Linked DNA regions of Homo sapiens: region 2 is linked to region 1. Evidence: chromatin loops called from intact Hi-C (ENCODE). Cell type or tissue: PC-3. All regions are shown on one strand.

Region 1 (8,000 bases):
TAGAATTGTAATTACTTGATTACATATCTGTTCTCCTGGCAATGATCAAGTCATTCTTCTTTACAAGCTTGTAGGCTAATACCTGAATAGCTGCTCAATAAATGTTTGATGGAAGAATCAATGTCTTGCCTTTTAAGTAATACTTTGAACTTTCTGTAAGCTTAAAATCATGTAGAACCTATATTATTTGCAATTAACATTTATACCAACACATATATACCAAATACAAAATAATACTTTATATTCATTTTATCTTTCATTTAATACTCTCTGGGTAAAATATAATGTTATATGGAAAGAGATGGCCCAAAATAGGATACTTTCTTTGTACTGAAAGAAAGCTGCGCACCAAAGGCAAGGAATAGATTAGAAAAGATCACCTTTAAATAACTTTTCACCACACTATCTTTGTCATAGAATTAAGATAGAGAAAACTGAAAAGAAACAATTCTTCCAGTGTTAATGGAACAATACAGATAAAGGCTTTATTCACAAAAAAAGAATTTTTAGTCCAGTGGTCCTTAGAAGAAATTCAGTGACTTGATTCTCAATGCAGGATTCCAAGTCATTCTCTTAAACTAACTGTTGAATAACCATGAAAAGGAGAGAAAGCAAAAAGTGATATGTTTTCTGAAAGTGAAACAAATTACACTTAGTGAAAATGTGTTTCAATCATCTGTTTGGGCTAGGGTTAGGATGCAGGAAGGTTAAGTCCAAGGGGGGAAATGTAGGATTACCACAAAAATAAATGTAAGAGGAGACCACAGTGGCTCGATCAAAATCAATTTAGGATGCCTTTATGTTCAATTTATATTCTGATTATAATGTGCTATAAATATTCATCAGAATCACCTGGAAGGTTTGTTAAAACACATGTTGCTGAGCCTTACCCCTATACTTTTTGATTCAGCAGGCCTGAAAATTCCCAGGTGGTGCTGATGCCGGTCTAAGGAACCACTGATTTAAAACAACCACTTAGGGCCAGGCATGGTGGCTCACGCCTGTAATCCCAGCACTTTGGGAGGCTGAGGCAGGGGATCACGAGGTCAGGAGTTTGAGGCCAGCCTGACTAACATGGTGAAACCCCGTCTCTACTAAAAATACAAAAAATTAGCCGGGTGTGGTGGTGAGGGCCTGTAATCCCAGCTACTCAGGAGACTGAGGCAGGAGAATCACTTGAATCTGGGAGGTGGAGGTTGCAGTGAGCCAGATCACGCCACTGCACTCCAGCCTGGGCAACAGGGTGAGACTCCGTCTCAAAAAACAACAACAAAAACAAACAAAACACAACCACTTAGAATTCTTCAGCTAGTACAGAAGTATTTCTCAAATTTATCTGAGTTATACACAACCACATCTATTCATTTTAGGCAGTTTGGAGATCAATCTATGCAGGTCTGGGAATAGTACACAGTCACGTCTGCTAGGATTAGGCAAATCTACCATGACAAAACAGGCACCACAAGGGCAGTACGTTTTTTTTTAAATTTTATTTATTTATTTTGAGAGAGTCTTTCTCCGTCTCCAAAATTCATTTCACATTTGTCCTTAATGACCAGATAGAAATAAGGAGTAGGTGGCAGGAAGTAAAAAGAATGGATGTGACCCATAGGAGTTATTATTTTATTTTATTTATTTATTTATTTATTTTTGAGACGGAGTCTCGCTCTGCCACCCAGGCTGGAGTGCAGTGGCGCAATCTCGGCTCACTGCAAGCTCCGCCTCCCGGGTTCACGCCATTCTCCTGCCTCAGCCTCCCAAGTAGCTGGGACTACAGGGGCCCACCACCACGCTCGGCTAATTTTTTTGTATTTTTAGTAGAGACGGGGTTTCACCGTGTTAGCCAGGATTGTCGCGATCTCCTGACCTCGTGATCCGCCCACCTCAACCTCCCAAAGTGCTGGGATTACAGGCGTGAGCCACCGAGCCTGGCCTATTATTTTATTTTTTTGAGGCAGGGTCTCATTCTGTCACCCAGGATGGAGTGCAGTGGTGCAATCCCGGCTCACTGCAGCCTTGGACTCCTGGGCTCAAGTGACCTCCTGCCTCAGCTTCCTGGGGAGCTAGGACTACAGGTGCACACCACCACGCTCAGCTATTTTTTAAATTTTTCTGTAGAGATGGGGTCTCATTATGTTGCCCAGGCTGGTCTCGAAATCCTGAGCTCAAGAGATCCTCCCACCTCGACCTCCCAAAGTGGTGGGATTACAGGTGCGAGCTACCATGCCCGACCGAGAATTACTACTGGCCATTTAGCTTCGAAACATTTTTAGTTGAGAACTTTTCACTTCCTCAATACAGATGAAGAGTTCTTTCTCTGTGCTAGTAAAAAAATTTCTTTATATCTATGTCATAGCATTTATCATTCAGTATTATTATTTTTGTTTTGATCTTCTTTTTTTTTTTTTTTTTTTTTGAGATGGAGTCTTGCTCAGTCGCCCAGGCTGGAGTGCAGTGGCATGATCTCGGCTCACTGCAAGCTCCACCTCCCAGGTTCATGCCATTCTCCTGCCTCAGCATCCCAAGTAGCTGGGACTACAGGCGCCCGCCACCATGCCTGGCTAATTTTTTGTACTTTTAGTAGAGACGGGGTTTCACTGTGTTAGCCAGGATGGTCTCGATCTCCTGACCTTGTGATCCACCTGCCTCGGCCTCCCAAAGTGCTGGGATTACAGGCGTGAGCCACCACGCCTGGCTCATTCAGTATTATTTCATTATGCATGTTTTCTTCCTGGCTAGACTGTGAAATTCCTGAACACAGGAGTATATATTTTGCATTTTCCATTTTTGTCCAGTATAGGATCTACTAATTAGAAATAGATTAGGAGGCCAAGGAGGGAGGATCATGAGGTCAGGAGTTCGAGACCAGCCTGGCCAACATGGTGACATGGTGAAACCCCATCTCTACTAAAACTACAAAATTAGCCGGGTGTGGTGGCGCACACCTGTAGTCCCAGCTACTTGGGAGGCTGAGGCAGGAGAATCTCTCGTACCCGGGAGTTGGAGGTTGCAGTGAGCCAAGATTGTGCCATTGCACTCCAGCCTGGACGACGGATGCGAGACTCCATCTCAAAAAAAAAAAAAAAAAAAATAGAATAAATGTTGGCTGAAATGAATGTAATTAAAATCCTTTGTTTATGCTTGTAAAACAAAATATTGTTTCATTCTTTCTATGTAAGCTCAATTTCTGCATTATTTTTATGTATCATTTAAACTGAAGGGACAGGGATATAGCAAATACTTTTACTCAACAAGTATTTATTGAGTTCCTACTATATTCAGGCCCTGGAGATGGAGCAATAAACAACATAGTCCCTATCTGATGGAATTTATGTTCCAGATAGAAGACAGTACAATGTTGGCTAATGATACGTGCAGCAAAAATAAAGCAGCATGCATGAAAGAAAGAAAAATGAAAAATGGGAAAGAAAAAGAAAAATGGGAAACAGTTTTTTAGAAAAGCAGATCAAGGGCAGGAAGTGACCTGTAAGCTCTGACCTAAATGCACTCCTAGCCAAACATGTGACATTCCGGGCATGGGCATTCCAGGCAGGGGCAAGCATGAAGAGGCTGCTACCTGTGGATGGGGCAGAATAAGCAGTTCGCTTCGTTTTTATGGTTAAGAATCTACCAGAAAAACTTTAATTATTTCAACCAGTAAATACTTAAAGGGGATTACCATTATTAAACAGTAATTCCAATCCCCCAAACTCATGACAACCTCTAGATTGGTGAGAATGGATAATACACATTTTCACCCCAAATAACTTTTACACACTCGAAAGCTGGGCCCTTAGACGTGAAAAAGATGTGGAAGCTTTTCAAGGCTGGGCTATCATGCCTGACCACCAATACCAAAGTCTTCTTTCGAAGAAAAGATTAAAAGTAGGCCCTATAGCAAAAAGGAAGAGAGAAACAGGCCAGCATTTTAATGAGACGTAAAGAGGGTGACATGGTTTGGATGTTTGTCCCCTCCAAATTTCATAGTGAAATGGGATTCCCAAAGTTGGAGGTGGGGCCTGGTGGGGGGTGACTGGGTCACGGGGTGGGGGGTGGGGTACCTCATGAATGGCTTCGCACCATCCCCTTGGTCATAAGTGAGTTCTCATTCAGTTCACCTGAGATCTGGTTGTTTAAAAGCCTGGGACTTCTCCCACTCACTTTCTTGCACCATGTATCACACTGGTTCCCACTTGCCTTTTGCTAGGATTGTAAGCTTCCTGAGGTCCTCACCAGAAGCAGACGCTGGCACCATGCTTCCTGTACAGCCTGCAGAACTGTGAGCCAAATTAAACCTTTCTTTATAAATTACTCAGTTTCAGTTATTCCTTTATAGCAACACAAAATTAGATTGACAGAGGGTGAGAAATTTGATTCAGGATAAGCAAAAAGAGAGTAGTAGGCAATATATAAAATAATGCATAAATTAGAACTACTTAAACTTGAGGGAAGCGAGTTTTTATGTAAGATTTACTACTAGTATTACTTGATTGACAACTTAGCTACTATAGCAAAAACCAACTCCCTGTGATATTTTAAAAAGAAATACTCCATGTCATAACACTGAAGGTGACTCACCATTAACTTCCTGCTCTTGCCTAAGGACCCTCTTGCATTAGTAATGACTAACTAAAACCATTTGCCATGTCTATTCAAACAGGAAAATCCTGATTAACTACACCACGAGTTAGAGGACCAACCTCCCCTTGTCACCTGCCCCACAATTTGGGAATAAAGAAGTCACCTAGGACACTGAAGTTTACTAAACACACCCTGATGAGTCCTACAAAGTACAGGATTATCAAGTAGTTTCCTTAGAAAGTAACAAGAGTAGCTGGAAAAGTACATTCAATGACCTTTTAAAGGAACATTCTGCCTGCTGCTTGTTTTGAAATTCTGGTCTCGTGTATTTATGATGATTCACAAACTGTTCTTACTATGTACACGGCACTTTTCCTAAGTTCTTTGCAAGCAAATGTTAAGTCACTTAACAACCCTACGATGGAGGTACTATTATTATACCCACTTTACAGATGAGGAATCTAAGGCAAAGAAAAGTTAGCTTGTCCAGGATCATTCAGCCCAACCTAGTAAGTGGCAGAGTGAGATTCAAACCTTGACAGTTGAGCTCTCCAGAAATCATGCTCTTGAATACTACACCACAATTATGACAAACAGTAATCATATTTTTTTAATCCTCTTTTCTTGGAACTTTCATGAAATCCCATGGCTTGCCATATTCACATAAATGACTCCCATATCTTTAATGCCTCTCACAGGGTCAATACTAGTCTTTCTCCTCCAACTGGACATTTGACACTTCACAAGATATGTTCCCATATTTTGAGTGGGGTTTCTTCAAAATGCCATTTCCATTTGTCCCTCAAAACTTTCACATAAACTTTTTTTTTTTTTTTTTTTTGAGACCGAGTCTCACTCTGTCGCCAGGCTAGAGTGCCATGGCGCAATCTTGGTTCACTGCAACCTCCACCTGCTGGGTTCAAGCGATTCTCCTGCCTCAGCCTCCTGAGTAGCTGGGATTACAGGCCCTCACCACCACGCCCAGCTAATTTTTGTATTTAGTAAAGATGGGGTTTCACTGTGTTGGCCAGGCTGGTCTCGATCTTTTGACCTTGAAACTTTCACATAAACTTTCACATTTCCATGACAAAGTTTTAGCAGTAACTTCCAAATTGGTCTTATTCAACTCCAACATTAAACTTTGTATGTACCACAGCCACATGATCATCTTACCTCACCTCCTCTAAGGAGGAAGTCCTCTGACTCAAGGCTCAGCTCCCTAAAGGAAAATTCTCAAATTTTTAGTGGGTTATCCTCTATAGTCAGGCATTATATAGCACTGCTTCGGTACTGAAAGCATCCAACATGCCAGGCTCTATCTATTCCTCCACATCATTTCACATCCCTCCTCATTCAATCTTCTCTCAGTTCCTCAAACATCTCCTCTCCCAGCTCCAGGACCTTCACAACTGCAGTTGCTCCCTGCAGGAACTCTTCTCTCTACCTTCTTTGCTTAGCTAACTCCCTCTCATCCCTTCCCACTCTGAATGTCACTTCTTCCTAATAACTTGTCTACATATAGTTTCTTCTCCTACTTCATCAGCTGCTTTCTCTCTGGTAAGATGATTCTATCACTTTAGTAATTCATTCAGTCCTCCCAGCCGCATGGCTTGTTCACTCCTGTCTTTCCAGTACCCAGAAGTGTCATGCACTTTCCACCTCCCTACATTCTCAGTATGTCCACCCCAAAGCCTGTGTCCTCCCAGCCTCCATTGTTTTCAACCCACTGAAATTCTACTCTTTTTTTTTTTTTTTTTTTTTTTTTTTTTTTGAGACGGAGTCTTACTCTGTTGCCCAGCCTGGAGTGCAATGGTGTGATCTCAGCTCACTGCAACCTCCGCCTCCTGGGTTCAAGTGATTCTCCTGCCTCAGCCTCCTGAGTAGCTGGGATTACAGGGGTGCACCACCACACCCGGCTAACTTTTGTTATTTTTAGTAGAGATGAGGTTTCACCATGTTGGCCAGGCTGGTCTCAAACTCCTGACCTCAAGATCCACCCACATTGCCTCCCAAAGTGCTGGGATTACAGGCGTGAGCCACCGTGCCTGACCCAATTCTACTCTATTCTTATGCCATATCTTTGTGAAGCTTTTCTCCAATCTGTCCCACTAGTAAGACTCTTCCCCACCTATAAATTTAAATTGCACCTGTTCTGATTTCTTGAATACAGTATGTATTGTTTTGTGTTCATCACTCTTCTACACTGAGTTTAACTATAAGCTATGTGGAATTATGAGAAAAACTTATCACTCTGCCCTAGACTATAGGGAAAAAGTTCTCCATTTTTTATGAGTGGGAATGTACAGTTTTGCAAGGTTGCTCAGGACAAAGATAGCAACATTTATTAGAAACCACTGCCTTGTTAGTAGTTTGTGATACTTTGGTCTGCAATTTGTGCAGACTTTTGGCTTTCAAAATAAACAGGAACTAAAATGTATCACCTCTGATTCTTCTTCAGTTTTTTTTTACAAAGGAGTCTTCCATAAACATAAATATCTGAAATTCATATGCTTGACCATATATGCCTTAAACAATCCCTAATCAAGTTCTGCCCACACTACTAAGATTTTTAGGCAGACGCAATGGAAATAGTTATATACAAATTTGCTGCATAATGACATTTCAGTCAATGATGGATCACATATAGAATGGTGATCCCAGAAACTTATAATAGAGCTAAAAAATTCCTGTCACCTAGAGATGTCGTGGCTGTCATAAGGTAATGTTATAGTGCAATGCATTACCTCTTCTATGTTTAGATATATTTAGATACACATATACTTACCATTGTGTTACAACTGCCTACAGTCTTCAGTACGGTAACATGCTGTCCAGGTTTGTAGCCTAAGAGCGATAAGCTGTATCATTGAGTCTATGTGTATAATAGGCTATACCATCTAGGTTTGTGTAAGCCTACTCTATGATATTTATACAATTATGAAATCACCCAGCAACCCATTTCTCAGAACTTATCCCAGTCATTAAGCAATACATGACTATATTATTATCACTAACTTATTTTGTGGCTTTGATAAGCCGAATATGGGAAAATAAACATTTACTGAAGAAAAGGCAGTCTATACATCAAGTTTTGGTAAAAGAAATAAGTTTTTTTTTGAGACGAGGTCTCGCTCTGTCACCCAGGCTGGAGTGCAGTGGCGCGATCTTGGCTCACTGCAGCCTCCACCTCCCAGGTTCAAGCAATTCTCCCACCTCAGCCTCCCGAGTAGCTGGGATTACAGGGGTGTACCACCATGCCCGGCTAATTTTTGTATTTTTAGTAGAGACGGGGTTTCACCATGTTGGTCAGGCTGGTCTCAAACTCCTGACCTCAGGTGATCTGCCCGCCTTGGCCTCCCAAACTAATGATACTATAAACATACTGATGAAAATAAGCTTTGGGCAAACAAAGAGTGGTT
Region 2 (8,000 bases), 170 kb after region 1:
TGTTTTCAATTCTTTTGAGTATGTGTGTATCTAGAAATGGTCTCCTTTTTTTTAACTTTCATTTTTTAAAATCCGAGATAAAATGTCAACAATACATTGTTATTCACATTTTTAGTTATTTTATGAATCATTTGTTTAATTGTGGTGTTTGACTTTTATTAATTTCTTAAAACTCTGTATATTCACATATTATTGTCAAATTATTGCAATTTCATTGCTTTAAAAAAAGCATTTTAATTGTTTTTTGGCCCAGTGTGGTAGCTCATTCTTGTAATCTAGCACTATGGGAGGCTGAGATGGGAGGATTCCTTGAGGACAGAAGTTCAAGACCAGCCTAAGCAACATAGCAAGACCCCCATCTCTATTTAAAAAAACAAAACAAAAAAACCAAAAATGTATTGCTCAATAATTATTTTGAATTTAAAGTTTATCAAAGTTACAGATAGCTTAAACATAAAATACAAGTCTTATTATTATGGAATAATTAGCAGTATCCCTCTCCATTTCTTCTCCCTAGATAATATTCTTTTAGCTTTTTCTTATAGTATTTACTTCCATATTTCTAAATAACATGCTTATCCTGTCATTCTTGGTATTTGTTTCATATATTACCTGTTAACCTCTTAGTATATTCTCTACCTGTCTCCCTCACACTTCCCATTCTCCCAGCCTACTAAAATTCTTATTAATTTTTGTTAGATCAATATTGAACATTTGCATTATTATGACTAAATATAATTTTTGCTGTTGTCATCTAGTATACTATGAATATTTATTATTCCTTGTTCACATTTTTGTTTTGGTTGTCATACAAATTATGATTTTTCTGTTTAGTTTTCTACGTAATTTATCACTAATTCTTTCTCTTCCAGATTGCACACATCCTCTTAGTAACTCAAACTTAGTAGATTTCCTATCAATTTTATCTTCTTGTGGCCATTCCTTCTGTACTTGTCTTGACTGGTTGCTTTGTAGGCTTGCCGCACAGCTGAATTTTTCCTTTACCGTCACCCTGGGGATTTCTGTTTGTGTTTTGCCTTTTCCTTGTTGCTCTGCATCCTTTGAGAACCTATCCTCTGGGCTGGGATGGGTTTCAGAGCACCTCAGCTAAGGTCTTTGATCAGTTATGCTCCGTAGCTGGAGGGCTGCAAAGTGCATTCTCATGGCCACTGCAGCTCTCTTGCCTCTCAGATTTCTTATCTTTGTTTTCTTGGTTTACTCCCTTGTTTTAGTAGATCGTATCGTCTAGTAGCTTAAGAACATCATGGCCCAAGATCCCGCTTCAGTAGTCCTCAAATATTTGGTTATTCCCCTTTCCTCAGTGTATTCCCACAGAAATGACCATAGGTCCCTTAAGACAACGACTGAGGGAATCTTTGCAGTATATATTTCTTGGGGGAATTGCAGGGTCCTTCTTCCTGGAGACCCGGCCATCTTATCATTTAATGGGTTTCAGTTTAAAAATAGGGGCCGGGCGCAGTGGCTCACGCCTGTAATCCCAGCACTTTAGGAGGCCGAGGCGGGTGGATCACGAGGTCAGGAGATCGAGACCATCCTGGCTAACACGGTGAAACCCCGTCTCTACTAAAAATACAAAAAATTAGCCGGGCGCTGTGGCGGGCGCCTGTAGTCCCAGCTACTCCGGGGGCGCTGAGGCGAGAGAATGGCGTGAACCCGGGAGGCGGAGCTTGCAGTGAGCTGAGATGGCGCCCACTGCACTCCAGCCTGGGCGACAGAGTGAGACTCCGTCTCAAAAAAAAAAAAAAAAAATTGGCTCAGGCCGGGTGCGGTGGCTCATGCCTGTAATCCCAGCACTTTGGGAGGCCGAGGTGGGCGAATCACTTGAGGTCAGGAGTTTGATACCAGCCTGGCCAACATGGTGAAACCTTGTGTCTATCAAAAATATAAAAAAGTAGCCGGGCATGGTGGCATGTGCCCGTAATCCCAGGTACTTAGGAGGCTGAGGCAGGAGAATCACTTGAACCCAGGAGGTGGAGGTTGTGGTGAGCCGAGATCGTGCCACTGCACTCCAGCCTGGGCGACAGAGCAAGACTCTGTCTTAAATAAAAAGGCTCAGGTCTGGAAACTGAGCAAGATATTATAATTTTTATTGGGACCACTGTCCTAAGCTACCTACTCCTCCATTCTTTACTTGTTTTGATTGTAGATGTTAAGTAGTACCCTTGTAGGGTGCCAACTTGTTTGGACCCTAGAAACTCCAAATTATATTCATCATTTCTACAACTGCCTGACAACCAAGCCCCCTCTGCTGCTTCTTTAACCTTGCTGGTTTTTAGAGTAACTGTGGCCCCTGGCTTCTGGCAGTTACCTGGTCTCTCTTACTCTGGGGGCTCATCATGCTCGCTACAATTAAGGAGCCCAGCTCTGTAATAGAGGAGGCTTGATCTCCTCTCATACCTTCAGTCCTGGCCTACAGAGCAGAGCCACCACTGAAGTTCTTCGTGATATCAGTGCCCCTCTCTCACTACTCCTTGTTAAGAGCTAGCATTTACTCCACCTGAGAAGACCCTACTGAGGCCTTTCCACCACAAGGCAGCCAGAAACCCCTCACAGTTACCCTCCGTCTGCTGACAAGCAGATAACTAGTGTTAAATCCCAGCCCAATACAGCTGGGGAAGTTCTAGGTCTGAAGGATCTGCAAGAAGGATCTGCAGGAAGAGGCAGCAGCATCACTGAGATCTTGTTGGTTCCTGCAGTCTCCTAATGGTAGGAGAGATAGGCACCGATTTGGGAATCCAGTGACCAGGAATTCTTGGGGCTACCCACCCAGATGTTTCAGGGCTCTGGTCTTTTTGTGACAGATCTGCCTTGCCTGATAAATGCCTCTGCAGCTCCTTATTCTAAGTCCTATGATTGCCCCGCAGCTGAGCTCTCTTCCACTGCAGGGTGATAAGGATCTCTTTGTAAGCAATACCACCGCAAGTGCATCCTGGCTCTCATACTTAACCTTTAGTTGTTAACTGCTCTCAGTTTCTCATCACTCTGAAGGTTTTCAATTCAACTTAGTAATAACTAGCTACTGTCTTTGCAGGTGTTAGTCCCACTGCATCTTTTAAATGCCTGGATTCTTGAATTGGCAAGCCTGTTTTTCTCAGGGAATGTTTCCCCAGGTCATCACCTGTGAAATAGTGGCAGTCGAGCCACTACCTTGAGCCAGGGACAATCTGTGACCCACTCTCCACTCAGCATGGGGTTTTCCTTGCCATTCAGTGATTCCATCCCCAATCTCCACCTTTTAGCCTGCTTTCTTGGACTGTTCCTGGTACCAACTATGTCAGTTAAGTTCCTCTGAAAAGCAGATCTCAAGATGGAATTAGAGGTGTATGAGATTTATTGGGAAGAAACACCTGTGAAGGATAAAGGTTATGATGTTATGATGTGTGTCTGACACATGTGAAAAGAGCATGGGAAGGAAGAAGTAGCTCTGAAAAAGGAAGTCTTGCCCAGGCCTATTGAGGCACCCATATGTAAAGACTATCCACCAGAGAAGTCCCTCACTGGTTAAGAATTGTCTGTTTCTGGGACACCCACAATTTTCCACAGTCTTCCACAATGTTCAGTCACTGGGAACAGTCTGCGGGGAGAAAGGCATTGATGTGAACACCATGGTGGATGCAGGAGGTACAGCAGGTAGGGGCTGTCAGCCAACAGTCTCTTTTGCGCAGGTTATCTCTTGAAAGGAAATCTGAGCGGTGCGTGTTCATAACTACCATAGCTATTGTAGCTTGATACAACGCCTGCTTTGCTGTAAATCAGGTTTATTTGCAAGAGTTTTTATTTATTTTTATATGTATTTTGATTTTTAATATGTACTTTATTGATTTTTATATGTATCTTGTGCCAGTACCACATTATCTTAATTATAAGAGCTTTTGCTGGGTGCCATGGCTCACGCCTGTAATCCCAACACTTTGGGAGGCTGAGGTTGATGGATCACTTGAGGCCAGAAGTTTGAGACCAGCCTGGCCAACATGGCAAAATGCTGTTTCCACTAAAAATACAAAAATTAGCCTGGCGTGGTGGTGCATGCCTATAATCCCAGCTACTTGGGTGGCTGAGGCAGGAAAATCACTCGAACCCGGGAGGTGGAGGTTGCAGTGAGCTGAGATAGTGCCACTGCACTCCAGCGTGGGTGACAGAGCAAGATTCTGTGTCAAAAAAAGGAGAGAAAAACAAAAAGTCTTGTTATTTGATAGGGCAAGTACCTCCACGTTAGTCTTCGGACACAGGTGTATCTGGGCTATTCTTGTTCTTTCCTCTTTCACATAAATTTTTAGATCATCTTGTCAAATTCCACAAACAGGCCTTGAGTGTTTTAGTTGGAATTGCATTGAATGTTTAATATCAATGGGAGGAACTGACATGATATTGAGTTTTCAAATCCAAGGATATGGTATATACATCCATTTATTTAAATCTTTTAAAATGTCTTTCAATATTTTAATCTTTTTTCCAGAAAAGGCTTGCATATCTTTTTAAAGATTCAGAGTTGGCATTTTAAATTTGGTTATTTTTGTAAATGGTATCTTTTAAAAAGTTACAAATTTTTTTTTTTGGTCGTTTCTTGCTGGTGTGCAGTCGTGCCTTTCAAAACGGACCTACCTTGAGGCAAAGGGGCCAGGACTTCATGCCCCACATCAACCAGGCATTGGATAAGGGCGGCCCTCAGGGACTGGGTGTGGCCCCGTGTGAGGAGTCTCTTGGCCTGCGGGAAATGCCTGGAGAGTGACTCAGCTGAGAGCTGTCAGCCGCCGACATTCCTGTCAGCTGGGGAAAGACTCCTCAGGTCCTGACGGGACTATCTCAGCAGCAAGCCCTCAGCAACCACTAAATGCCTTCTAATGGGTTAAAGAAATTCTCGTTTATTCATAGTTTTAAAGTTAAATGTTCCTGCTTTGGCAAAAGAAGGAGAGTGGTCCAGCTGTCTTGCATGACATTTGGATCTGGGGTTTAACTGTTTGTCTAACAGACTTCCAACTAATCATTACTGTTTCAGTCTTACCTTTACCCCCAGTTTGCAGAACTACCGGATGACTTTCAAACCTGGGCCTTTCTGGTTTTGCAGGAAAGACTGGCTTGCTTTAGGCTTCCCCTACTGCCAGCATAGGTTTTAGCTTTCTTTGATTATCTAAATCAGTTACCACTTCATCACCTGCTTTCTAACCTTCCAAGTTTTGGCGCTGTCTTCCCTTGTTTTCTCTTTGTCTTGTACTCCCTCCTTTTATTTTATTATTACTTACAACAATTGAGACATCTAGGGTATCTCTTTCTCTGTTTTTTTGAGACAGAGTCTCACTCTGTCGCCCAGGCTGTCGTGCAGTGGCGCGATCTCGGCTCACTGCAACCTCTGCCTTCCGGGTCCAACCGAATCTCCTGCCTCAGCCTCCCGAGTAGCTGGGATTACAGGTGCCTGACACCACGCCTGGATAATTTTTTTGTATTTTCAGTAGAGACGGGGTTTCACTAGGTTGGCCAGGCTGGTCTCAAACTCCTGACTTCAGGTGATCCGTCTGCCTCAGCCTCCCAAAGTGCTGAGATTACAGGCATGACCCACCGTGCCTGGCTGCTATCTGTCCTTTTTAATCCTTGTGATTTAAGTAGGGCTTCAGGAAAGAGCAGAGGTATAATAATGCTTCCAATTGCTCTCTTGCCTGAAAGCCCTGTTTGATTTGGAGATTTATGAAGTATGGGCAAAGCAGGCTGAGTTTGACACATGCTGTTTCTAATGCCTGAAATTACATCCTCTTCCATCCTTGCTTGTCTAACCCATCCTTCAGCCCTCACTTTGGTAGTCACATTTTCCAGAAAGCCTGCCTTCACAGCCCAAGTCCTGGATTAGATGGCCCTTCTAGGCAATCTCATTATAATCTGTGTTCACTCACACTTTGCTGTAATTGCCTGTTTGCCGGTCTTTAAGATCTCATAGGCTAAATGTTTTGATTAGTGGGATTGTATTTGATCTCTATTGGAGTCCCTGGTCCCAAGCATAGAGATGATTTAAGAGGTACTCAGTAAAGTTGTATTGAGTGAATACGTATTACATAGCTTTGAATTGATTTCTGATCAATGCAGTAACTTACAAAGTTCTCACTTTCTGCAAATATTTTTTTCATTCTTTCTTTGCTGGGCTGGAGAAACCAAAAAGGCAAAATACTAGTTTTATTTCCGTGGACATTGGAAGCTTTAACTAATGTCATTTAAAAAGTACTTGGATTTCATCTTTAATATGAAGAGTTAGATGGAGTGGCTGATGTATAAATTTCTTTCTTTAAAATTATTTGAAATTCTTGGAAAGTTTTCTACTTAATCTTTAAAAAAAGGCATTGTAAAAAATCTCTGGAAGAAAGGCATTATGACAACGACTGCATATACAATAAAATATGAGGATAAAATATTAAAAATGGAAAAGAGATTTTTAATGAGTTTTAGGTGTTCATAAATATTGTTTAGGTCATAATCCATTTTAGGAAATATAAGCAACATTGATAACTTTGGCAACCTTTTAATATAAATTAATTTAAAATTGCATATCATATTTACCATTCTGTAGAGCAATACTCTTAGTGCTTTCATACTTTGCAGTCAAAAGTGCCACTGTGCCTGGCCTGGATGGCAGGAAGATTGCTTGAGCCCAGGAGTTTGAGACTAGCCTGGGCAACATGGCAAGACCCCATCTCTTTAAAAAAATTAAAAAAAAAAAGGGCCATCCAATGGAACAAAACTCAGACTGATGTAACCTTTCCAAGATAAAGTTCTTGGAGAGTTTGTTTTGACTGATACTTATATACAGGAGATAACACAAAATTATACCTACTCATCTTCTGATTCTGAAGGTCCAGGCCTCCTTTTACGAATATTTGTAGATAAGGAATACCCTGGAAGATGCTTTTGTGACAAGCAAACTCATCCTCCAGTATAGAAAATCTGTTACAGGGTCTGTAATTCAGCTACACAGGACATCTGGAAAGGCAGACTTTGAGGGGCATTCTTTCTCTTTCATGTGTACACTTTTATCAAAGGAGACAATTTCATTTGCTTTTAATTTTTTTGGACTTCTCTGAAGTTACACATGCACAATGTAGATAGTGTGAAAAATATAAAAAAAAAGTATTAAGAAAAAATGAAAATCACCTGGAATCTGATTGCAGAGAAACCACTCCTGATATTTGATTGCATTAATTTCCTGGCTTTTCTTTCTTGATGTGTTTATTTCCTCCCATGGTTGAGACACTCTAAGTATAGCTCCAGGTCCCTCTCTTTCCACTTAGCAACGAATCATTGTTATTTCTTTAATTCATTAAATATTCTTTGAAAATATAATTTTAATGGCTGTGTAATAGTCATCATATAAATGTACCATAATTTAACAGTTTCCCTGTTTATCACCTTATAGAATGTTTTCTTATTTTTCCTATTATAGCAATAAGCTATATTTCATAACTTTATTGTAAGTCTTGTTATGACTGAGGAAATTCAGTCTGCAACTCTGAAGAATGAAAGTAAACACAGATTTGTAGTAGAGACTTTTTTGAGGTAATACATGTGAAATGTATGTAAGTTACTAATAGAAAAGATAATATATTTGGTAGGTATGATTAGTATTAGTGTATGGGGAATTTTATTTGTATTATTTATATTATCTGTATTGTTAAACTTAAGCAGCCTACTATTTCAGAAAACGTTAAATCATATCTACTTTCAGAATAAATTAAATCATAAACCATAGTCTATATGACATAGTTAATATATTAAACCAAGTGTTCTCAGAGAACACTCGTTGTCAAACTGGATGGCAAGCTATTAGTGGGTGAAGATATATTATTCCTTGTAACCAACATTTTTTTAAAATAAAATACAATAGAATATAAAAATATCAAAGGGCATGCCTTAGTTAAGTTTTCTTACTGGAAAGAGTGAAAGCTACTGGCATTGACTGATAGAAAAGTTTATTGTTTTATAACCACTAGAGGGCAGTCATT

What was found. A loop is a pair of places that touch in the nucleus more often than their neighbours do. Peaks named below come from ENCODE experiments on the same cell type or tissue, not always from the same donor. Only the 100,000 strongest peaks of a DNase experiment are listed, where the experiment ranks them.
Region 2: it touches region 1 in a loop (10-fold over the local background); 2 of 110 quality-filtered maps call a loop at or near these places.

The regions. Positions count from the first base shown.
Region 1 is chr11:102,175,098-102,183,097 of GRCh38, reverse strand. All of the region lies in intron 3 of YAP1 (Yes1 associated transcriptional regulator), which reads right to left. Among named protein-coding and RNA genes, the nearest start is that of YAP1-DT, 69 kb to the right of the region's middle. In PC-3, no CTCF peak of the experiment used is centred here; a DNase peak (open chromatin) is centred at 4,657; H3K4me3 peaks cover 963 bases; H3K27ac peaks cover 3,063 bases.
Region 2 is chr11:102,008,023-102,016,022 of GRCh38, reverse strand. No RefSeq gene overlaps it. Among named protein-coding and RNA genes, the nearest start is that of CFAP300, 35 kb to the left of the region's middle. RefSeq lists enhancers at 3,901-5,100, 5,386-6,012. In PC-3, a CTCF peak has its summit at 7,833; DNase peaks (open chromatin) are centred at 4,732 and 5,062; H3K4me3 peaks cover 1,452 bases; H3K27ac peaks cover 3,010 bases.